Regions from separate parts of the Homo sapiens genome. Here regions 1 and 3 are each linked to region 2. Evidence: chromatin loops called from intact Hi-C (ENCODE). Cell type or tissue: heart left ventricle. All regions are shown on one strand. Region 1 holds the start of SKIDA1 (SKI/DACH domain containing 1). Region 2 overlaps COMMD3-BMI1 (COMMD3-BMI1 readthrough). Region 3 holds the start of MLLT10 (MLLT10 histone lysine methyltransferase DOT1L cofactor).

Region 1 (5,000 bases), 800 kb before region 2:
TCATAATCAGATTTGAGCAAGGTTTGGACACTAAGACCCAAAAGACTGGACACTCAACACTGACAGTATCACATATTAACCAGAAAATTCGCTTTTTTGTTATGGAATCATAGGGTGAAAATTAAGTCTTTTAACTTTGAAAAGCTTACTTTTCACTTCTGAGGCCAATTTTTACACTAATAAATTTCAAGTAAACGTCTCTTTTAAAGTTGTTCCACAACATTTTAATTCAAACTTCTATTTCCTTTCTCAGTTGGGGTAGTGTTTTGTTTGTGTTTTAAAAAAACACATGGCACAACAAACGTTATGGAAAACGCACTCATTCCGTTAAATGCCGATACAAACCTGCCTTTTACTACATCTGTCTAAGCAGCGCATTGCTAAGTATAAACTTAAAAAAATTTTTTTTTCTCAAAGACATATCTATTATTTCTTGGCAAATACTATTTGGTGATGTGGTGCAAAAACACAATGGTAAAAAATTTCGGGGTATTTGTAAGTTTTCTGGAGAGTTGCAGGCCCCTTTCCTTTTGAAAGTTTAGAGCTCCAATACCCTCAATTCTACTGGCAGAATTAGGATGGACTTAGAGGGTCCTAAACGTGACCGATTCACTAAGGCGGGGGGGGGGGGGGGCTACAGCTTGCAGCAACGTGCTCTGCAACTTAATCCTACGCTAAAAGAGGGCAGAGAGCGAAAAAGAATGGAATACAAACTCTCCCGACATCCGTAGTTACTTTCAAGGTGGATTGTGTATTTTAAGGCTGATGGGAACGTCTGGTTTGTGGAGCAAAAAGAAGAGAAGGTAAGTGTTTGTCCTTGTATCCACCAGTTCGTAGAGAAACAATGAAAGAACAAAGGGAACCACTTCCCCATCTGAACATTTTCTGTATCTCCCTCCGTTTCAAGCCAAAAAGCTTGGGAAGGGATTCGCTTTACTCTACCTTAAGTAGTGGTTGCTGGCTTGTTGAACTAAGAATGAGAAAAAAGTTGAGAGGCAGATATAGACTAAATAATAATAAAAAAGGCTTGCTGTGGCGGATCTCCACCGCGCCAGTGTCAGCAACTTGCAGCAGAAGTTGCTCAATGCACGGAGGCAAAGCCCAAGAAATACCCTTTGCACACCAGATTTCGAACTCAGTCATTTAAATAGACTTTCTTGCTGTTTGAAGGGGTTTCTGCGCACAAAATGTGTAGGTAGTGGCTATGGGAGAGATGTACTATTTAGGTCGAAAAATGATCTCATGGCTATCTGGAAAAGAATTTTTAAAAAGGAAAGGGGATTCAAGTATCACGTTACTGTTTGCTAATAGAAGAAATGGCAGCACTGGCTGGGAAAGGAGAGGGATTCGTATTGAAATGCATTTGCTTTGGGGTACGCTGGTTATCCGCAAGTCTGGCTTTGTGGGTCTGCGTGGCTGAATAAGTGACCAAGTGCCTTCGGCATTATATAAACGGATCGATGTGTGCGGGAGTCCCCAAAGCCGTCGAGCACGTGAAACGCGACTTTTTACTGCCCTCCAAGCGGCGACCAAGCCCCGCTCCACCCCACCCCGCCTCAAAATCCGTATATTACCTGCCCTGTTACAGTGACACATGTTTATGTTTATAGTCCTGGTTTGTAGTAGTGTCAAGAACCGCAGCAAGAGGAAGGGGAGGAGAGAGGAGAGGGAGGAGTAAATTCAACCACCCCCACTTGTTGTTAAAGCAAATTTACTGCGTTATTGCAAGCTCAGGACGGGGGGCTGGGATGAGAGTTGAGAGGAAGGGTTGAGTTGGGAAGTGTGTTGGCGGTGGAAGGTGGGGGTGGGGTTAAGAGCTCCGCAATGGAGCTCCTCTCCCCAGCAGCCCAGGAAAAGCAGCTCGGTCAATAGGGGAGCATGCTGGCGCGGTCGAAAACAAAAAGGTTCCTCCTGCTCGCTGCGTTCACGTGGGGGGCTCTGCACGCGGGGCTCCAGGGCCGTGACCCCTGACCCCGGCTCCTCTCCGCGCTCTCCGGTGCCGCGCGGCCACTTTTTACCCAGGATCCCTCGCGCGGGCCGCGCTCGTGCCGAGCTGGAGTCCTTCCTAATCCTCCATTCCCGGCTCTCGCTCCCCGCCCCCGCCGCCAGCCCCGGGGGAGGATTCTCCGGCGGGGAACCCCCGCCCCACCCCCACCCCGACTGCCCCGGCGGAGTCGGCCGCAGCGAGTCCGCGCGGGGCGGGGAGGGCCGGGCCGGGCCTCCCCTACCGCGCCGGGCCTGCGAGGGAGGGGAGGGACGGGGAGCCGAGGGGAGGGGGCGCCGGCCTCCCGGCTCAGCTGCCCCACTGAGGCCTGGACCTGTTGACTGCGATTGGCCCGCCTCATCCCGCGCCCTCTCTCTGCTCGCAGCGGCCCCAGCCCTTCCGCGGCGTCGCGGGGAGGAAATGGGGATGGCTGTCCTCCTCTCCGCCTCCTTCTAACTTTCCTTTTTTTATTTGGGTGTGTTGGGGGGGGTGCTGAGAAAGCCCAGGCAACTCCACCGCCGCCCCATCCTGCCTCCGAAAGTCTCGTCACGCCCGACCCGCCGCCGCCCTCCCAGCCCCCATGACTTAAAACCGCCTCCCCTCCTCGCAGCGGCGCCCCGGCCCGGAGCCCGAGAGCCCTCGACGCCCCCGCCGCGCCTCCCCCGCCTGGCCTGGCCCAGCGGCGTCCCCAGCGAATTGTGTCGCTTTTCTGCCCTGGAAGCTCCCTCGGCCACGTTCCACTTTTTTTCCCAGTCCCAGGAGGCGTAAGATAAAACCTCTGATTTGCTGCGTGCTGCCGGGCACATTCTCTGCCCTCTCGTCCGAAGGACGAGTTTAAAATGGAGAGTTTAAAATAATAGCATTTACAGGAGGAAATAAAGAGCGAGGAGATGGTTCTTTGGCCGGTTTTAAGACATACATGCTTTTTTTTTCTTTTAATACAAGATGTCTTAAGGGTTAAAAGCGTTCTAGGGTTTGCTGTATTTCCTTCTAGATTTGGGGTTTCCTGAGGAAATCTTTTCCGGAGGGAAATAGCAAATCAACATTAAGATGGAAGCGAGACTTCTCAGCCACTTTTGGAAATGAAGGGGGAAATTGTAAAAATACATTCAGAAAAGGGCGCGAAGGCGGCGGCTGAGGGGAAGAAGCTGGAGTCTTGGGAGGAAGCGCAGTGGGTTGGAATCGGGGGAAGGAGGGCCCGCTAGGTCCGGGCGGGGAAGAAGGCGTGCGGGCGGCGGGGCGTGCGCCGGGCCGGGCAGCTGGAGGAAGGCGCGGCGGGACTGGCGAGCGCGAAGAGGCAGGCGGGGAAGGCCTCGGGGGGCGGGGGCCGGGCGCGGGGCCGGCGCGCCGGAGGAAGCGGGACCTGGCTCCTCGCGCCCGCCGGGCCGCCCCCATTGTTCTGCCCTAGCACCGCTGTTAGCCGAGCACGTCCTGACCGAGGGAGGGGCCCCGCGGGCCAACCCGACCCCCGTCGGCGCCTCCCCGGGCTCCTGAGCTCCGGCCGGGTCGGGTCGGGCCGGCGCGGCAAGTTTTGATGGTCAGACTCAGCCAGCGAGGGGTTCCCAGCTGAAGACCTCGGAGGAAGGAGCCTTTACAGCGTGCTGCGAAATTGAAGGAAGCCGGGCGAGCCTGCAACGCACACGTTATGAGAAAAAGGGAAAGCAACATAGATATGTTTATAAAGTGATAAATAGATAAGAGACACCCGTGGGCAGTTATTATTCTGGATCCGGAAAGTTACAGTAGATTATATAATATTTGAAATATCTTGAAAAGTATGGATTCAAAAATCCATTTAAAAAAAGGTTCAAAGGAATTCGGAAAAGCACGTTTCGCTATCCTTATTACTGATTACTCAGCTCTTCTTTGTACACAGAAAGTCTAGTTTTAAAAGGAAAGGCTGAGCTAGCCCTTTCAAAAACGGGCTTCCTTTAACGTGAAGTGCGTTTTCAAAATAGGGAATTTCAAAAGGGAAAAACGTTTAATTTGCTTTTAAGCCACGTTTTGGAAACAAATAATTGCAATCCACTTAATAAACTCTGTCTGTTTTCCTTTGTGAGGCATATGGAAGAAATATTTCTGGCCAACGTCACAGTTGTTTTTTTTTAAATGAAGATTTCCAACAAGTGCTTGCGAGTCTTGTCGACAAGACCAAAGTCATCGTGCGTGAAAGGCCAAGAAAAAATAATTTCAATCCTGTGGTCCAAACCTTACTAGGGCAAGAGAGTAATTTCGACTTAGGTTTATGATAGACTTTGCGGAAATTCCTTCTAAAATACTCATTAGTAGTCTGTGTGTTATGAAGCACTGTTTCCCAAGGTAGATTTTAAAAAACCAATTAGAATTGATCTTTAATGGAATATTATATTTACACGTCATCATGAAAACATCATTTGACAGAGTTTTGAATTACAAGAAAGGAGTTAACAGATGATGCTCATAAATAGCATCTGTTTGAAAAGACCCCTTAAGAGTCAGTTAAAGGTAGTGATTGTTGTATTTTTGCATTTGAAATGCTGTAGAAGTTGCTTGCATTTTAACACTTTCATTTTGCGGGTCTTCTTTCTAAACTTGCATTTCCTCATGGAAATCATTCAGTTATTTCGAGATATAGGGAGAAATTCTTATGTAAGATATCATTTGAGGCGTAACTATGGAAAGGTTTGAACAGAAAAAAAAATCGCTGTTGAAAATCAAGTATTTTCAATCTATTCATTCGTTCCACACTCATCCTCCCACAGTTCCCCCCATCAATTTACATTTTTTGTTTGTCTTTGAATATTTAGAATAGCTTTACATGATTATCTGTTATGTAGTTGATAGTAGAAGGTGAATCGTTTTACATCATTCACTGTTTCAGATATTTTTTGTTTCATTTAAAGTAAAAAGATTCTTAGGAGTCATGTATTCTTGTGAGAAAAACAACAAATGGATGGAAAAAGGGCATGAATGGGGGTGGGGATGGAGAGGGACAAGTAGCATTCCTGGTCAGTCTTTGTGATACCTTTCTTTAATT
Region 2 (5,000 bases):
TGATATGTTTGGTGCATTTTTGTTTGCTTAACTGGCAGTTTCTGGGTTGGAACCTGGAAGGTTTTCACTTCTGAGGTGGAAGAGATTGTTTCTCAAATCTTATCAAGCACGTCAAACACTTTGGAAGTCTTCATTAGGTTGCCACTACTTTCAAAGGGCATAAAAACATAACTGATTTTTATATAAGTAACAGTGGTATTTATTAGCATTATAAATGGTCACAGGATTGTGGCCAAATTCTTCTGAACTGAGGTAGAGGAATTGTGTGAATTAAGACTTAAGATGAATTTGAAAGACTTTTGGTCAAGTACATGTGACTTAAATGCTCAAAGCCAACCGGTAGATAACCCTCCACTGAGGTTTGATTGTTCTCCTTGTTAATACTTGTCTTTGTGTGGTGTTGGTTTTCTGCAAGCTAGAGGAGAAATAAAGGCAGCTATTTTTATTGGAGCCCCTTCATGAACTTCGTGATCGGTGGTTTTTTAGTGCAGTATGCTTTCACAGGCAAACAGAAATATCAGCTTGCTATCTTTCTAGGAAAGATCCTGTGGTTTCACAAGGAGAATTTTCTTTAAGCACCAAGAAGGCTGTTCTTTAATTTACCAAGTATAATTTGATTTAAATATTGCTACTCTTTAGGGTCATTGCTCTACCTACAACTCCTCCGTGCCCCGCTTAGATTTATGTTAATATGTTGACAATATTCTCCAAAACAAGTAATCCAGAGATAACTGAGGAGTCAGTCACACAAGAAGTTTTCTGGTAGAGGTCGCCAGTTGCCACTGTGGTCACTTTCATAAGAGAGGCTTTGTTTTGTTTTTTACCATTTTCTAGAGGTTAGCTCTTAATTTCAGCCATTGAGCTGTGTTGATTGGTGTTTCCCTTTACTGCATTAATACACCTTAGGAATTAAAACCGCAGGTATATCTTACTGCAAGTTTCAAAAGGTCCTGGATTTCCATTCAAGGAAGATTTGAGAATGTACTTCAGTGAGGTCTGGAAGCTTAGTCTTATATCAGGTTCTGAAATGAATGAAGAAGGGGGGTTGAAGTTTATTTTTCAAGAATACTACACGAAGTATTTGACTTCCCTGACTGTCGGCTGGTGTATTGTTGCTGACAGTTCCCCATTGTGACTTTCCTGTAATAGAGGTATCTGTTGGGAATATCATTTCATCGTATGGGGGGTTTTACATTTGTTTTTCTCTCCTGTCGCTGCTTTGGGTTGACAAGCTGTTGATTTAGCGTTGGAAATGGGCTGGTCACATGGTTCTGTACATATTGTCACTATTGTACCGATTAAAGTACTTTTTCTTGCCCCCAGCATAGTTTGTCCAAATAAAACACTGGGCTTTGCCCTCTCCTCTTCTTGTAAAACAGATTTCAGTTTTCAGCCTTTCCAAAACTTTGTATCGCTCATTTAATCTACAGGAGAGCGTCACATTAGAGAAGGAAGTTTTAAAGAGGTTCGGTTCAATAAACATCTCTGCAATTTGAGCCCTGACGGTTTCGGGCTAAGTGCACAGTTGGCAATTCTCAAAAAATCCCTTCGTGAAATTTCTGACCGAGTGATTGCAGACAGGACAGACCGAGAGAGTCGAGATCTGAAACCAGCTCTGCGCACCAAGTCGACGTGAAAAGAGGCCCCCGGAGTGTCCGAAATGGCCGGGAGTGCGGTTTGCATTTTCCTTTCGCGGGCGCTGCCGCAGGCTCCGGGGTCCCCGCCGCCCAGGACTGGGTCCCTGGTCCCCGATCCCCGCTCCCCGCTCCCCAGCGCTGTGGCCTCGTGGGGCTGCCCCGCCCCCCCGGCGTCGCCGCACCCACCCCGCCCCCGCGCCGGCCCCGCCCCCGCGGCGCGCCGCCCCTCCCCCGCCCGCCCGCCCGCCCGCCGCCCCGCACGCCCGCCGAGGCTCGGGGCTCGGGCCGGGCTCCGCGCGGAGTTGCAGCGGTGGCCGGATGCCAAGTGTAAGTGTAAGTTGCTATGGAAACCCCGACCGAGGCGAGTTCCGAATCCGGAGCGAGACGGAGCCCCGGGCGCCGCCGGATCCGCCCCTCGCATCCCGGCCCCCGGGCGTCCGCCGCGCTCAGGCCCCGGCCCAGGCCGACTGGAGGTGCTCCTCCTGCGGCCCCAGCACCCGGCTCCGGAAATGCCAGGGATGCAGGGAGGGCAGAATTGTTTTCCCTGCGCGTCGCGTAAAAACGTGCCAGGTTCTGCTTGCTGGAACCGTCTAAAACAACCGGAACCCCGGATTTTCACTTGCAGATTCTTGAGGAAGTTTTATAATAAATTCGGAGACCTGGAACAAGCCCTAGTGGTTGGTAAATATCCGCGGGGATTGTGTGGCGTCTGCAGCAGCCTTGGGGCTGCTGGGCTGGAGGACAAATGGAAGAAAGAGACCCTAATACGCTCAGCTCCCAGCCCCCACCCCAGACTTTCTTCTACCTACAGGAATGATCTGAGAGACCAGAAGTAATGTTAGTTGGATCCTTTTGCATCAGTTTGGTAGAACTGATTCCGATCTGATGAGTAAATTCCTTCTGTAGAAACGTTAGGACAGCCCAGCTGTACAGTGTTAAATGAGTTTTATAAATTCAGTGTTTCAGGGTTTGTGATTACTAGATGATCTCCATTCTTGTTCTGTGAATTATGGCCATTATTTCTGTGTCTTGCAGGATTTTTTATCAAGCAGAAATGCATCGAACAACGAGAATCAAGATCACTGAGCTAAATCCCCACCTGATGTGTGTGCTTTGTGGAGGGTACTTCATTGATGCCACAACCATAATAGAATGTCTACATTCCTGTAAGTACCGAGCTTTAGCTCTCTTTTGTATCATGCGTATTTCACAGTTCGACCTGGAATTTGAAAACTGTTAATGATTCCTGCAATCTGTGGAAATGTTGGTACAAAGTGGTGAAGGCATTTTCTTCTCTTGCATCTAATGACTTTTTGTTAATATGTATTGATTGTATTACAAGCATGCAATATATGTGTTCTCAGGATATGAATTAGCTTATTTAGTTGGAAATGCCTTTCACCATCTTGTTTTCTACTAGTTCTGGGTTTCTAACACCAATGATTTATCCACTCATTTCTAAACATAAAAAAACTTCACATGTTCTACTTCTAGTCTGTAAAACGTGTATTGTTCGTTACCTGGAGACCAGCAAGTATTGTCCTATTTGTGATGTCCAAGTTCACAAGACCAGACCACTACTGAATATAAGGTAGGAAACTGTTGAAATTCCTTGTTTGTAATTATTATTGGAGTTGTATAATTTACTGAAGGCAACCCTCTTTATTTCTTCACAGAAAATTTACTCTTGAATACATAACTAATATGTGTGTGCTTTGTGGAGGGTAGCCGTTTAATTTCTTGCCATATTAATGGTGACCAAGTTTAGACAAAGTTTAGTAGTATTCAAGTGATTTTAAGATTTTTTTTTCCTAACTGTCCTTTAAAAACTGAGTTAGTTCACCTTTTTTGCATTGCTTTATGGACTTCATGACAGGCAGGAATAAATATTTAAAAGGGCTTCCATTCCTCTTTATTCCCTATTCATATTAGCTAGTTTAGTAACTTGAAAGGCACACTTCTTTTGACAGAGCAAATGTGAAGAATTTATTAGTGAATATAAAATATTTTTCTACTGATTTAAAAAGTGCTATATACAGAGAACTTTTATTCTCATAGTTTTTATCTTATCAATAATAGTTATAGACAGCATCACAATCAAGTAAAATATTATAGCACAAAAGAAGACTATAGAAACTTATGAACATTTTTAGTTCTTGCCATCTGAATTCATAGTTTTCTATTTTAATTATTTTTCAGGTCAGATAAAACTCTCCAAGATATTGTATACAAATTAGTTCCAGGGCTTTTCAAAAGTGAGTAACTTGCTTAGAAAATGAATTTAAAGAGATTATTCATTAGTTCTTTGTGTTATGCCAAATGTTTACATCTTTTTTCCCCATTCAGATGAAATGAAGAGAAGAAGGGATTTTTATGCAGCTCATCCTTCTGCTGATGGTAAACCTTTTAGGGGAGGGAAGACATTTTATATGGGGGGAGAGCTTATCTAGGAATTAAAATGTATTAAAATTGACTTTACCACTTCCATCCTCTTATATATAAAATTTATTAGGCATCTGATTTTTAAAAATTACATTTCACTATATCGTTATAGCTGCCAATGGCTCTAATGAAGATAGAGGAGAGGTTGCAGATGAAGATAAGAGAATTATAACTGATGATGAGATAATAAGCTTATCCATTGAATTCTTTGACCAGAACAGGTAAAATCTTTAGGCAATTTATTTTATGCTAATGTTTTATTAGATTGTTTCACTAATAAATTTTCTCTTTATTAGATTGGATCGGAAAGTAAACAAAGACAAAGAGAAATCTAAGGAGGAGGTATGTTTCATGTTACAAAAACATATAGAAGAAACATTGTTTGGAATCCAGATTTTATCAGGGATTGTGTTGCCCTTTAGAATATTAGGCTGTTAAATAGAAGAAAATGGTCATGTTTAATGTTTAAGAAAGGTCTACATGTGATATTTAATAATTAGAATTTATTTTATATATGATTGTTAGTCTTACAAAATATTTTAAGTAGTTCACAGTTAATACTTTGGTATGCTTGAAGATTATATTAGGAATCTGTTCATTTAGTATTTGTAATGATAGTAAACTCAGAGTGTAATTAGTTGAGAGGTTGGTCACCTCCAATTTTGTTTGATACTAGTATCTTTTATATTCAAGCAATCAAATTGAAACTTTCTTCATATCTTAAAGTAACTGAAAAAGTTACTTTTCTAAATGTACTTTTAGGTGAATGATAAAAGATACTTACGATGCCCAGCAGCAATGACTGTGATGCACTTAAGAAAGTTTCTCAGAAGTAAAATGGACATACCTAATACTTTCCAGGTATCTACTTTTATATTCTTCTTGCATTTTACATAGATTTTACAATTTTAATTACATTTT
Region 3 (5,000 bases), 790 kb before region 2:
ATTTTAATTGCCATTACTTTGTATATCTCAGCTTTTAAAACATCTGAATTTGCTATATATGCTCTCATTGTGCTGTATACCTATTATCACTCTTACACAGATTTCTAGCAATTAATTTGAAATAGAAAAACAGCCATGATACCTTTTCTAACCCCCCTTTATCAGAAGAACATTTAGAAGGCTTTTAAAGCCCAAACCATTATATTATCTTTTGGCGACCGACTAGGAGAACTTGGGTTCTCTATGCTTTAGCACTGTGAAAGTGCATCTTCCAGATCAGCACATTTATAATGCGAATTGCTGATAAAGAACCATTTTGTACCTGCAAGGTATTAATCAAAAGTCATGAATTCGCCTTTTAACTGGGCTTGTCATTTAAACAATCTATGCATAATTCTGATTTCATGCGAAACTTTTCTAATTAGACATTTTTTGCTTAAACATCAATATTGGGCTTTACGGATGCATAAGGAATAGGCAGACAGTGGAAGATTTTAGTTTAAAAGTGCTCAGCATCCAGCTAATTAATCTATGCAGATAGGCCTAATCCATTTTCCATTTGTTTGTGAGGTGGGAGCTCTCATCTTTCTGCCACTTTTAAATGACCTCACATTTCCAAGTATAAATTTGGAGAAAAGACCCGGATCAGAGGAATCCTCCATCAAAACTGGACGCCACTGTCTGATGGCGTTAATTATGTTTTAGCGACTGACTAGGAGGGCTAGAGTTCCTTCTTCCTTTTGGTGTAATACAACTGCATTTTCCGGATCATCGTATTATATTGCTAATTCCGGATAAACCACCATTTGTCCTGCACACCGAGCTGAGGGGCGCCTTGGCGTTCCCTCTCCGAGTGCAGCCCTAACACAGGCTTTTGACCTTCAGCCTGGAATACACTTTCGTTTGTCATTGGGGCCCACGTAGTGCGAAAATGGGCGGCAGATTTGGTAGGACTTCCAGCGGGTGAACTTTGGGAAGAGTCCAGGACGTGAATTTAATGGGTGGAGTGGCTGCGGCAGCACTGTGAAGTTAGCGCGGCCAACTGCAGGAAGCCATGCTTCATTACACCCTTCATGGAAGCTGGCACACTCGCCCCACCCTCGTTTTCCACGGGCCAGTCTTGGAGGAAAAGGCCAGCAGGTAGGTTCCCAGGGCACGGAGATGATGCCCCCGGGGACTCCCCTCTGGCGATTCTGAGAAAACCCCTTCCCAGCCCTGGGCGTCCACCTCCCCCGCCACCTCCCAGGCCTCTTCCCGACGCTCACACGCGGCCCGCGCCACCAGCGCTGCAGAGGGCGGCCCTAACGTCCCCGCCCCCGCGTGCGCGCCCCCGCGCCCGTTCATTCCGGCCTCCGCGCGCCGCCGGCTCCCCTCGCGCCCACCCCCAGCACACCTCGGCGGCGGCGAGCGGCGCGGGGGAGGGGGACGGGGCCCCGGAGGTAGGCCGGGGGCAGCCAACAGGCCGCGGCAGCGCGCACGCAGGGCTAGCCTCGCCCAGGCCTCCTCCCTCACGCCGGCCGCAGGACGGGCGCGCACGCCAAGTGACGCTCCGAGGAGGAAGCGCAGCCCCCTTCCCCTCCCTCGCTGCCCCTGGCCCAGCGGGAGCCCCCCCTCCCCCCAGTGCGCCTGTGCGGAGGCCCTCTTGATTATGTGTGCCCTCTCCGGGCGCCCGCGTTAGCGGCCGGGTGGAGGTGGGGAGGGAAGACGCTGAGGAGGAGGAGGAGGCGGAGGAGGCGGTGGAGGGGAGGTGGGGGGAATCAGCAAGGACATGGCTCCTGACTCCTGTGCGGAACGTGAGTGACTGAGCGGCAAAGCCCGAGTGAGCGAGCGGTGGGCTGCCGGGCCGGGCGGGGGGCGCCGGGGCGGGCTCGGGGGGCTGTGTGGGGGGGAAGCACTAATCGGCTTGCATGTGTTTTTTAATGGTCCCCCCAACTCCCTCTTAGATGGTCTCTAGCGACCGGCCCGTGTCACTGGAGGACGAGGTCTCCCATAGTATGAAGGAGATGATTGGAGGCTGTTGCGTTTGCTCAGACGAGAGAGGCTGGGCCGAGAACCCGCTGGTTTATTGCGACGGGCACGGCTGCAGCGTCGCGGTGCATCAAGGTAAACACCCAACCGCCCGCCGGGGCGCGCCGGCCTGCGCCCAACGGTCACCGCCGCCCCCACCTGGGCCGCAACCGCCGGCGCCCCCGCCCCGTGCCGCGGCCGCGGGAGGGACGCGGAGGGTCCGCGGCGGGGCGCGGGGGGTGTGGGCCGCGCATGTGGGAGAAAGTGCGTGTGGCCCGGACTGTCATGTGATTCCGCTCTCACTCTCTCAAGTGTCATTCGGCCGCCGCCTGCGCCTGGGGCCGGGGTCTGCTGACTCGGCGGGGCGGGGCGGGGCAGGGCGGCGGCCGCGCCCTCGAGATCTGGGCCGGGGTGGGGGCGGGGGCGGGGGCGGGGGCGGTGCGCGCCCTTCCCGGGGTTCCCGGGGCCACGGGGGTGGGTTTGGGAGAGTGGAGCGCCCTCTTCTCCCCTGGCCTGCAGCCGCCTGTCTGCCGCAGTGTTTGGAGACTTCCTGTGGCGTGGAGACGGGCTCGGGAACGCGGCGCCAGTGTGGGGAGGCTGGGGGTCGCCTTGCCTCTTTAGATGGGGAGGGATGCGGGGCCCGTTGCACCCCGAGCCAGAAGGCTCGGGCCCTGCCGCCGCCGCCCGGTAGCTGTCTGCGGAGGAGATGGCGGAGTCCGTTGCTGACCATGCGGGAGTGGCGGGGCTGCTGCAGCGCCTGTGGGGTGGCCGCGGCAGGCCACCACCAGCCTAGGTGGCTGAAGAGGTGGCGGTGCCAAGTCACTTTTGGGGAGCCTCTTAGTTTATTTCTGGTTGTTAACAATTGATGAGGTTTTTGGATATACAAGAAGGCCGAGGACACTAGTAAGATACTTTTCTGGCCTTTGAAGTGGCCGACTTTTCCCCATTTCACGTGGTAAGGAATCCAGGACAAAACAGTCTATATTCTTTTTTGGTGGCTCCATGTCCCTTCGCATTTCTGAATCTGGCATTAAGCGATGCATATGTTTTTAGTAGTCTGTTGGAAAGGACTACCACCAAAAGGGAGACGAAAATTTGAACATCTGCTAAAGTGCATTTTGTAGAGAAACGAATGTCACACTTGGAAAGGGAGACTTTAGAAGCAGTGGTGATGATTCTGAGGTAGTGTACTTACTCTGAGAATGCTGTTTATTCCCAGACTTTTATTTTTTTACTTTTTATTTTGTTGAGACGGAGTCTTGCTCTGTCACCCAGGCTGTAGTGCAGTGGTGCCATCTCAGCTTACTGCAACCTCTGCCTCCTGGGTTCAAGCGATTGATTCTCCTGCCTCAGCTTCTTGAGTAGCTGGGATAACAAGCACACCCTAGCACACCGGCTAATTTGTATTTTTTAGTAGAGACGGGGTTTCGCCATGTTGGCCAGGCTGGTCTCAAATTCCTGACCTCAGGTGATCCTCTTGCCTCGGCCTCCCAAAGTGCTGGGATTACCGGCGTCAGCCACTGCGCCTGGCCCTAGACTTTTAAAGAAGAGCCAAGTTGCATGTCTTGCTTTTTTAGGGAGTGAATACAATGCGTGTCAAACCAGATACTGATTTTAAGGTCATCCCATGTTCATTGGCATTTTGAAGGCCAATGAATTTCTTATGAATTGGAATTTCTTATGAATTGGATGATAAACTATCAAAATTTGATAATTTCTATGTCCCAATATAGAAAATTTTTATTCAAATCTTAAATTTTCCTTCCTAGAAGTACACCTGAATAAAGTTTTTGGGCAATGATGCTGTGTTTTGGACACCTATGCTGTGTTTTTTGACGGATAGAGCATTTATAGTGAGACACATTTTACAAATTCTGTTTTTTTGAGACAGGGTCTCACTTTGTGGCTCAGGCTGGCATGCAGGGTGCTATTACAGCTCACTGCAGCCTTGACCTTCCAAGCCATCTTCCCACTTCAGCCTTCCCAGTAGCTGGGACCACAGGCCTGGACAACCATGTCGGGCTAATTTTGTATTTTTGGTAGAGGTGGGATTTCACCAGGTTGCCCAGGTTGGTCTTGACTTTTTTTTTTTTGAGACAGAGTTTTGCTCTTGTTGCTCAGGCTGGAGTGCAATGGTGCCATCTCGGCTCACCGCAACCTCTGCATCCAGGTTCAAGTGATTCTCCTACCTCAGCCTCCCGAGTAGCTGGGATTGCAGGCATGGACCACCATGCCCTGCTAATTTTTGTATTTTTTTTAGTAGAGATGGGGTTTCTCCATGTTGGTCAGGCTGGTCTTGAACCCCTGACCCCAGGGTGATCTGCCTGCCTTGGCCTTCCAAACTGCTGGGATTACAGGTGTGAGTCATTGCACCTGGCCTGGTCTCGAACTTTTGAGCTCAAGGGATCTGCCCGCCTTAGCCTCATAAAGTGCTGGGATTACAGGCATGAGCTGCCTTGCCTGGTCCTACAAATGTTTAACTGGAAGTGGAAGTTTAGCTTTTGGAGTTTTAAAAAGTTATACTGAATTTATATTCTGCTGTGATTGTACAGTGGGTAGTACTCTGTTTTGTGAATTTATATTCTTTCTTTCTTTATATATTTTTTTGAGGCGGAGACTCCCTCTGTCGCCCAGGCTGGAATGCAGTGGGGCAATCTCGGCTCACTGCAGCCTCTACCTCCCGGGTTCATGTGATTCTCCTGCCTCAGCCTCCTGAGTAGCTGGGACTACAGGCACTACCACCACACCTGGCTAATTTCTTTTTTTCTTTTTTGAGATGGAGTTTTGCTCTTCTTGTCCAGGCTGGAGTGCAGTGGCGTGATCTCGGCTCAGTGAAACCTTCGCCACCCAAGTTCAAGTGATTCTCCTGCCTCAGCCTCCCAAGTAGCTGGGGTTACAGGCACCTGCCACCATGCCCAGCTAATTTTTAAAAAAATTTTTAGTAGAGATGGGGTTTCACCATCTTGGCCAGGCTGGTCTGGAACTCCTGACCT

Evidence for each region. Hi-C counts contacts between places; a loop is a spot of excess contacts. Peaks named below come from ENCODE experiments on the same cell type or tissue, not always from the same donor. Only the 100,000 strongest peaks of a DNase experiment are listed, where the experiment ranks them.
Region 1: it touches region 2 in a loop (3-fold over the local background); 44 of 110 quality-filtered maps call a loop at or near these places.
Region 3: a loop joins it to region 2, with 6 times the contacts of the local background. A loop is called at or near these places in 38 of 110 quality-filtered maps.

What each region holds. Positions count from the first base shown.
Region 1 is chr10:21,523,973-21,528,972 of GRCh38, forward strand. SKIDA1 (SKI/DACH domain containing 1) reads right to left here and starts at 1,710. Exons shown (of 4, transcript NM_207371.4): 1 at 1,575-1,710. RefSeq lists enhancers at 1,102-1,745, 1,746-2,389, 4,966-5,000 and silencers at 2,045-2,464, 2,585-2,734, 3,180-3,299, 3,310-3,629, 3,489-3,647. In heart left ventricle, no CTCF peak of the experiment used is centred here; DNase peaks (open chromatin) are centred at 2,049, 2,579 and 3,289; H3K4me3 peaks cover 4,549 bases; H3K27ac peaks cover 4,566 bases.
Region 2 is chr10:22,323,759-22,328,758 of GRCh38, forward strand. It overlaps COMMD3-BMI1 (COMMD3-BMI1 readthrough), which reads left to right. Exons shown (of 14, transcript NM_001204062.2): 6 at 2,673-2,803; 7 at 3,132-3,228; 8 at 3,837-3,892; 9 at 3,984-4,034; 10 at 4,192-4,300; 11 at 4,376-4,421; 12 at 4,842-4,940. It overlaps BMI1 (BMI1 proto-oncogene, polycomb ring finger), which reads left to right. Exons shown (of 10, transcript NM_005180.9): 2 at 2,673-2,803; 3 at 3,132-3,228; 4 at 3,837-3,892; 5 at 3,984-4,034; 6 at 4,192-4,300; 7 at 4,376-4,421; 8 at 4,842-4,940. The coding sequence starts at 2,692. Among named protein-coding and RNA genes, the nearest start is that of BMI1, 5.2 kb to the left of the region's middle. RefSeq lists a silencer at 1,779-2,158. In heart left ventricle, no CTCF peak of the experiment used is centred here; a DNase peak (open chromatin) is centred at 2,013; H3K4me3 peaks cover 2,584 bases; H3K27ac peaks cover 1,125 bases; H3K27me3 peaks cover 1,016 bases.
Region 3 is chr10:21,532,702-21,537,701 of GRCh38, forward strand. MLLT10 (MLLT10 histone lysine methyltransferase DOT1L cofactor) reads left to right here and starts at 1,531. Exons shown (of 23, transcript NM_001195626.3): 1 at 1,531-1,819; 2 at 1,944-2,103. The coding sequence starts at 1,944. RefSeq lists enhancers at 1,100-1,813, 2,529-3,241, 3,505-4,018 and silencers at 1,179-1,708, 1,719-1,788, 1,899-2,238, 2,379-2,468. In heart left ventricle, CTCF peaks have their summits at 1,033 and 2,534; DNase peaks (open chromatin) are centred at 1,390, 2,040 and 2,420; H3K4me3 peaks cover 3,625 bases; H3K27ac peaks cover 3,292 bases.